2 separate regions of the Mus musculus genome follow, and region 2 is linked to region 1. The links are chromatin contacts, found by Hi-C or POLR2A ChIA-PET in ENCODE. All regions are on one chromosome and are shown on one strand. The core of a region is the stretch at or near the end of the contact, and the rest is flanking DNA. Distances in the headings are between cores, read along the strand shown.

Region 1 (3,205 bases), core at 379-2,878:
CTCCTCTACTGCACTCATAACACCAAGGAGAGACATTTTCTTCAAAATGAGTGTTTCTGCCGCACGTTTTAAGGTTAATCAGAAATGTTTGCATGCGTATGCCCCCTTCCACAATTATTAACTGCTACTGTTCTAGCAATCATTAGAAGGCTCCCCTTTCCCTAAAGATATCACACAGTCACATAAATCATCATGTCTCGACTCAAAATAGTACATACAGGGCATACACGTTAAATAAAAATGAAATTCAGTTAAAGTTTTATAAAGCTTTCCTTGAAAACCCAATGTCAATAACATTGAGAAAGCAAGGGTAAAAACAACTGACAGAACCTGAACACGTTGAAGTCGTTCCTGATCAGATTTACTGCATTCACTCAATGTGTCTCCAGACAAAAACTATAACCTGGGAACAGAAATCCTAAGTGGGTGTCAGGTGATGGTGGCGCACACCTTTAATCCCAGCACTAGGGAGGCGGAGGCAGGAGGATCTCTTGAGTTTGAGGCCAGCCTGGTCACGAATAAATGCGTAAGGGGATTTATAGTTTTCTGGTCTACTGAGTGAGTTCCAGGACAGCCAGGGCTACACAGAGAAATCCTGTCTAGAAAATGAGAGAAGGGGAGTGGGGAGGAGAGAAACGACTGAACCATTAGAAACAGTACAGAAAGTTGACATAGGGCAAAGCTGCAAAGGATCTGACGGACAAAGCCTTTAATCTCCTTTTAAGGGTTTCCTATGGGACCAGGCTAGGGAGGTGGGGGAGGTGAGTCCTTGTACAGTTATATACAGAGCTGATCCCCAGGAAAGCAGAGTCATCAATTTCCTTAGAACATTCTCAGCCATCTTAAAGGGGCGGAAATTAAGAAGCCAGCATATCTTAAGGAATTCTCTGCATGTAAGAAGTAAAAATATAAACTGAACACACAACCTAGTGATTAACCAAAAGTCCACACACTTCGAATCACATTCAAAACATCTTTTCATCAAATGAAAAACTCAAGGTGTAATAGCTTATTATCCATAAATCTAACAACTTAAAACTGTATGAGATCTCCATCTGCTGGATGAAACACATCGGCTTGGAGCCATTGCTTAGCCTGAATGAAGCAGCAGGCAGAGGGACGCCAGGGGTTCGAATCCTGGCTGCCTGGCCATTCAATTGCCACCGCCTGTACCTACAGCAGATAAAGTTCCTCCCCAGCCTCCCAGGAGAAGAGTTTGGCAGGTTTAATGGGCATTTCACGTCCTTCTCCTAACGAGAGAATTGAGCTGTCAAGAGTGGAGCACAAATGAGCGCGGCCGCAGAGACTGCCCATCCCCGCAGAGCACCGCGGAGCCCGGCCCGGCGGTCGAGGCTGTCAAAGTAGCAAAGCCGGGGCCGCAGGGACACCGCCTCCCGCCTCCCCAATCTCCTCCGTCTGACCTGGCCTGCTGGTTTCCTTTCAATCACGCGGGCCGCCGCCGCGGGGCTCACAAACTGGAAGTACAGCCACAGCCCGCCACGGGAGGGCGTTAGCGGCGCCGCAACAGCCTGCGGGCCAGGACGGAGGTAGGACCGAGAGCGCTCGGCACCCGGGGACGCTACTCCCGGTTTCCGCTCCGCCTCCCGGCCACCCTTCCCCCATTCTCCGGCCAGGGCCTACTGCGCGCGGCATTGTGGGGAATGTAGTCCCGCCTTGCGGAGAGACAGCACGTGCTGTTGGCCCAGGGGCTCAGGGCGACGCGGTTGCTTAGCAACTAAGAGGCGCAGCAGCTGCATTGCTACTAGAGAAAACTCAGCACCCTATTCGCCACTAGTGGTGAAGCATCCTACTATCTACCTTCCACTAGAAAAGAAACCCCTAATGCTGTTGTCTGACACTAGAGGGCATCCTAGTGTTGGAGAGTCCAATGTCCCCATGGTGCTCCTGAAGGTCCTCACTCAGGGAAATAGGATAAAAAAATAACTAAAAGGACTAAAGACTAATAGAAACAAACTATCCTTTTCTGAGGACTGGAGACCTAGCTCAAAAGTTCAGACAGTTTGCTGAGGGACCAGAAGACCAGAGTTCAATTACCAGCTCCCACATCAAGAGGTTCATAATCTCTTGGAACTCCAGCTCCAAGGGATCCCATCTGCTTCTGGCCTCTGCAGACCTCAGCACACTCACACACAATTACATGAATACAAATAAAGTGTTTTAAAGATATTCTTGTCACGGATGGTATAAATATGTATACACATGACAAATACAAAACAACTTGTAGACAAATTATTACAATTAATAAGAGTTTAACAAAGTTAATACATTTTTAAAAAATCAAGTACTTCGGGACTTGGTATGCAGCTTAGTGGTAGAACACTTGGCTAGCATGAATATGGCCCTGATTAAATGCTCAGCACACACAAAATTACACGTTAAAAAGTCAAATTGGGCTGGAAAGATGGCTGAGCCCTTGTGCTTAGAGAGCACTCGGGTTTAGTTTCCAGAATCCACATGGTGGCTCACAACCATCTGTCACCCCATTTCTGGATATCTGACAGTCTTCCTCTGGCCTCACCAGGAATACAGTTGGTACACTAAGGTATATGCAAGCAAAATACCAATACTCATAAAATTCTCTCTCCCTCTGTCTCTCTCTATCTGTGTGTGTATATGTCTCTGTGTGTGCCTCTCTCTGTGTGCCTCTCTGTGTGCATCTCTCTCTCTGTGTCTCTGTGTGTGTCTCTGTGTGTCTCTCTCTCTGTGTCTCTGTGTCTTTCTCTGTGTGTTTCTCTCTCTCTCTCTCTCTGTCGCTCTTTCACACATACATACACACACACACACACACACACACACACACACACACACACCAAACAAAACAGGAGGACCTGGAAATCAAATGCAGCCTGGGAAAGACAGTTTTAACAGCAACAAACAAAAGACAAGCCTTAAGAGTGGAATGAGACCCTTGAAATATATAAATCAAGAAAGGCCTTGTACTCAGAATGTACAAAGAATTTTAATCACAAGAAAAAGAATCAAGGGCAAAACAAAGTGTTCCATCTGTAGAACACCAGCACATGTAGGGGTTTATTAATACCTTGTATGAGGATAGTTTGATCCTCCACGTCACAGTAGAAGGAGGGGAGGAGAAGGAAAGGGGGATCCAACCAGGGCCCTAACTAAGGAGAAAAAAAACCCATGTAACCAATGCACAAAATGGGATAATCTGGACACAAATGTT
Region 2 (3,177 bases), core at 161-2,660, 48 kb before region 1:
TGACTGGTCTTCTAGAGGTCCTGAGTTCAATTCCCAGCAACCACATGGTGGCTCACAACCATCTGTAATGGGATCTGATGCCCTCTGCTGGTGTGTCTGAAGACAGGTACAGTGTACTCATATACAAAAAATAAATAATTCCTTTTTAAAAAGAATTTTTAAAAAAATAAGAAAATTTCAACTGAGAAAAAATGACACACATACACACTAGACTGGCCTGTGGGCAAGCCTGTGGCAGGACCTCTGATTGATGTAGGAGGGCCCAGCTCACTATTACTATGCTATTAGCAAACAGGCCGAGCAAGCCATGAACAGCAAAGCAATGAGCAGCACCCTCCAGGGGCACTGCATTAGCCCCTGGCCTGGCCTCCCTGGATCATGGCCTACAAGCTATACACTGAAATAAACCCTTTCCTCCTAAGTTGCTTTTGATCAGTGTTTCAATAGAGCAATAGAAACCTAACTAAGACAGACTGATCAAGCTGTTCCATCTCACATTTCCTGTTCAGAATCTTCAGAAAGTTCTAAGCATTACCCAAAACTACACTATTGGGGCAATATGCTGGGAAACCCAACTGCCTGGACACCCCACGAATGACTTGGGGGAAGCTCTATACATCTGGCTTTTCCTTTGTGCACACACATTCTCCAAGTCGTCTGTAACCTCTATTCTCCCAGTTTCCCAGCTGTCAAGAAGAAACCCCTCCTAGGCTATGGGAATTGGGGGCAGATGTGTGTGGAGCCAAAGGAGCAAGCAGCTGTGTTCCCTGCTTCCAGAGAGGAGTCTCGGAAGCTAAGTCCAAAAACCATCTCCCTTGGTTTGGGAGAGCACTGAATTGATGTATAAACTGACATCTACTAACTTTTATAGACCCAATATGTAAATCAATTGTCACTAAGAGAAACAAAAAGGGATCCATTTTAAAAGTAGTTAATCATCCCTTTTGGCAAAGGAGACTCTCAAGTGGTCTCCGAAGAGATTCATTATAGAATAGAATTGTGTGTCTGCAAATTTAATTACAGAGGATGAAATGTGAAATTAATCCAGGCCTCCCGAACAGACTCCCAGAGCGCTAGTACGTTCGTCCGCTGGGTCCGGGTTCGTCCCACCGTGCTCGGACGGACAAGAGTCCGTGAACAGGAGCCCGCCCCGCGGAGCAGAGTTAAGGCCTCACCTCCGGTACTCCAAGTACTCGTCCACTGCCTCCGCACCACCAGGAGGCAACGTCAGCCGCTCCATGGCCGCGGGAAGCGAAAGGAGCCCTTGCCTCGAGCTCTTGAGTCCGCCCTGCAGCTGCCAGGCAGGATCCACCAGACCTGCGCGAGTAACAAACAGCCTTGCCGCCAGAAACTGCCCGGTCCCGCCCCCTTAGCCCCGCCCCGTCCTGGGCCCCGCCCCTCTGTTTCACCCGCTTAGTCCCGCCCTTGTCCCCCTCAGCTCCCGTCCTCTCCCCGCAGCTCCTCCCCAATCAATCTTCCCCCTCCTCTGGGCTCCGCCCCACTTAGCTCCGCCCTCATCCTTACCTCTCCCCAGCTCCCGCTCTACCCTAGCATCCGGCCTGTCCTAGCGCCCCTCTTCTTCCTTGTGCCACGCCCCTTGGCCAAGCCCCGCTTTGCCCCGCCCCTCTTGCTGCTCCAGGCCAAACGTCTCCACCAACCCTCGTGATTGCTTCCGTGGCCCACAGTCTACCTGGCGATCCTCTAAGGGTCCTTGAGCTTAATTTAGCTTGAGCTTCGCCACCCTACCGCTACCTGAGCCCTACAAATTGGCTTCTCCTGCATAGCCCAAGGCTGCAAAACAGATGCTGTTTGCCCACTTCAAACTTCGTGCTCTTCACTGCTTCATTCCCAGAGTCTCCTTAAGAATAAGTGCAGTGCCAGGATACAATGGGTTCTCAAAACAGGGTTTATATACCTCTTCCCATTTAATCAATCTCTCGAAATGTACGTAGTCTTGGAGAATTGGCCACTTGGAGCGGTAGCTAAGAGTGCTTGCTGTGCGATCATAAGTACCAGAGTTCAGATCCCAGCACCCACATAAAGAACCAGGCATCTCAGACTCTTAATACCCCAGTTTCAAGGTAGGTGGAGACAGAAAAATCAATGAGGTTTGCTGGCTTTCAGCCTAGACAAGAAAATCCCAACCCTGGGTTCAGGGAGAGACTACATGAAAGGATTAAATGGAGCATGATAGAGGAAGACACCCAACCCTTTCCTCTTGCCCACTGGCCTCAGAGCTTGTTTACACTGCTGCACGCACCCATTCACAATCACACACTTCGAATCAGTACATCTCTGAAGTGTGGGGGAGGGGTGTCAACGTCCATGTTTTCAGTATTACGGTTGAGGCTGAGAACTGAGCATAGAAGCTTAGTTGGACAGCATGAGTTTAGCATACTGAGACCCTGGGTTCAAGTCTCGATGCCACTGGAAAATAATAAAATATAAAACCAGCAATCCTGAGTACCAGTGCAAGTGACAAGGAAAAAAAAATGTTCTCCAAAGAAAATAACAGGTTAAGGAAGAACAAGCAGAAACAATTCAGCCAAGTTCTTGCCTTCCGGGTAGGAGCACAAAGCCTTTGAGCTGCTAGGTAAGCTCTGTACTGCCAAACTATACACCTGACTCCAAGATAAGTCTGTTTCAACATTTAAAAAGAATCTCCACGCATTTTATATAAAAATGGAATTATCATCCGTTAGTAATTTAGCTATAAGTTGTTCTGGCAAGCTGAAAAGGAGTAAGAAATTAACCGTTACTCAGGAGAAAAGAATTCTCAAACATTGTAGCTCTCTATGGACCAAATTTCTCATCCTTTAATCTTCTTGTTTAACAGATAATTGGATTTTTAGAGATTCAAGGTTCACAGCAACTCGAATGCAGCAGGTCAGCTGTGGCTGTTTTCCAACAGTGTGTTTCTACTTCAGGGCTCTGCCAACTGAGCCGTATCCCTGGCCTGGTCAGGGTGGGATGGTTTTGAGAGGTCTCACCCGCTATATGATCCTGGCTAATTTAGAACTCACCATGCGGTCAAGTCTGTTTTCACACTTGGGCTTCTCCTGCCTCTGCTTCCAAATGCCTGGATAAGTAAGGGATGTTCTTAGTGTTAAACTTCTTAAAGTTCTTATTGTTATTAGCCCGTCATTCAAAATCCTTTTTAAAAGTGTTTTAATTAGC

Evidence for each region. A loop is a pair of places that touch in the nucleus more often than their neighbours do. ChIA-PET counts read pairs that join two places held with the same protein, here RNA polymerase II (POLR2A).
Region 2: a loop to region 1 is called in a map of heart, with 4 times the contacts of the local background. The contact joins the promoter of Fam221a here to the promoter of Ccdc126 in region 1. A Hi-C loop is called at or near these places in 14 of 37 maps with a recorded cell type or tissue (T-helper 1 cell, adrenal gland, gastrocnemius and 4 more). POLR2A ChIA-PET finds 5 or more read pairs at or near these places in 4 of 5 experiments (Patski and embryonic stem cell).

The regions. Positions count from the first base shown.
Region 1 is chr6:49,317,697-49,320,901 of GRCm38, reverse strand. Ccdc126 (coiled-coil domain containing 126) reads right to left here and starts at 1,628. Exons shown (of 3, transcript NM_175098.6): 1 at 1,422-1,628.
Region 2 is chr6:49,365,972-49,369,148 of GRCm38, reverse strand. Fam221a (family with sequence similarity 221, member A) reads right to left here and starts at 1,410. Exons shown (of 7, transcript NM_172727.3): 1 at 1,176-1,410. The coding sequence starts at 1,240.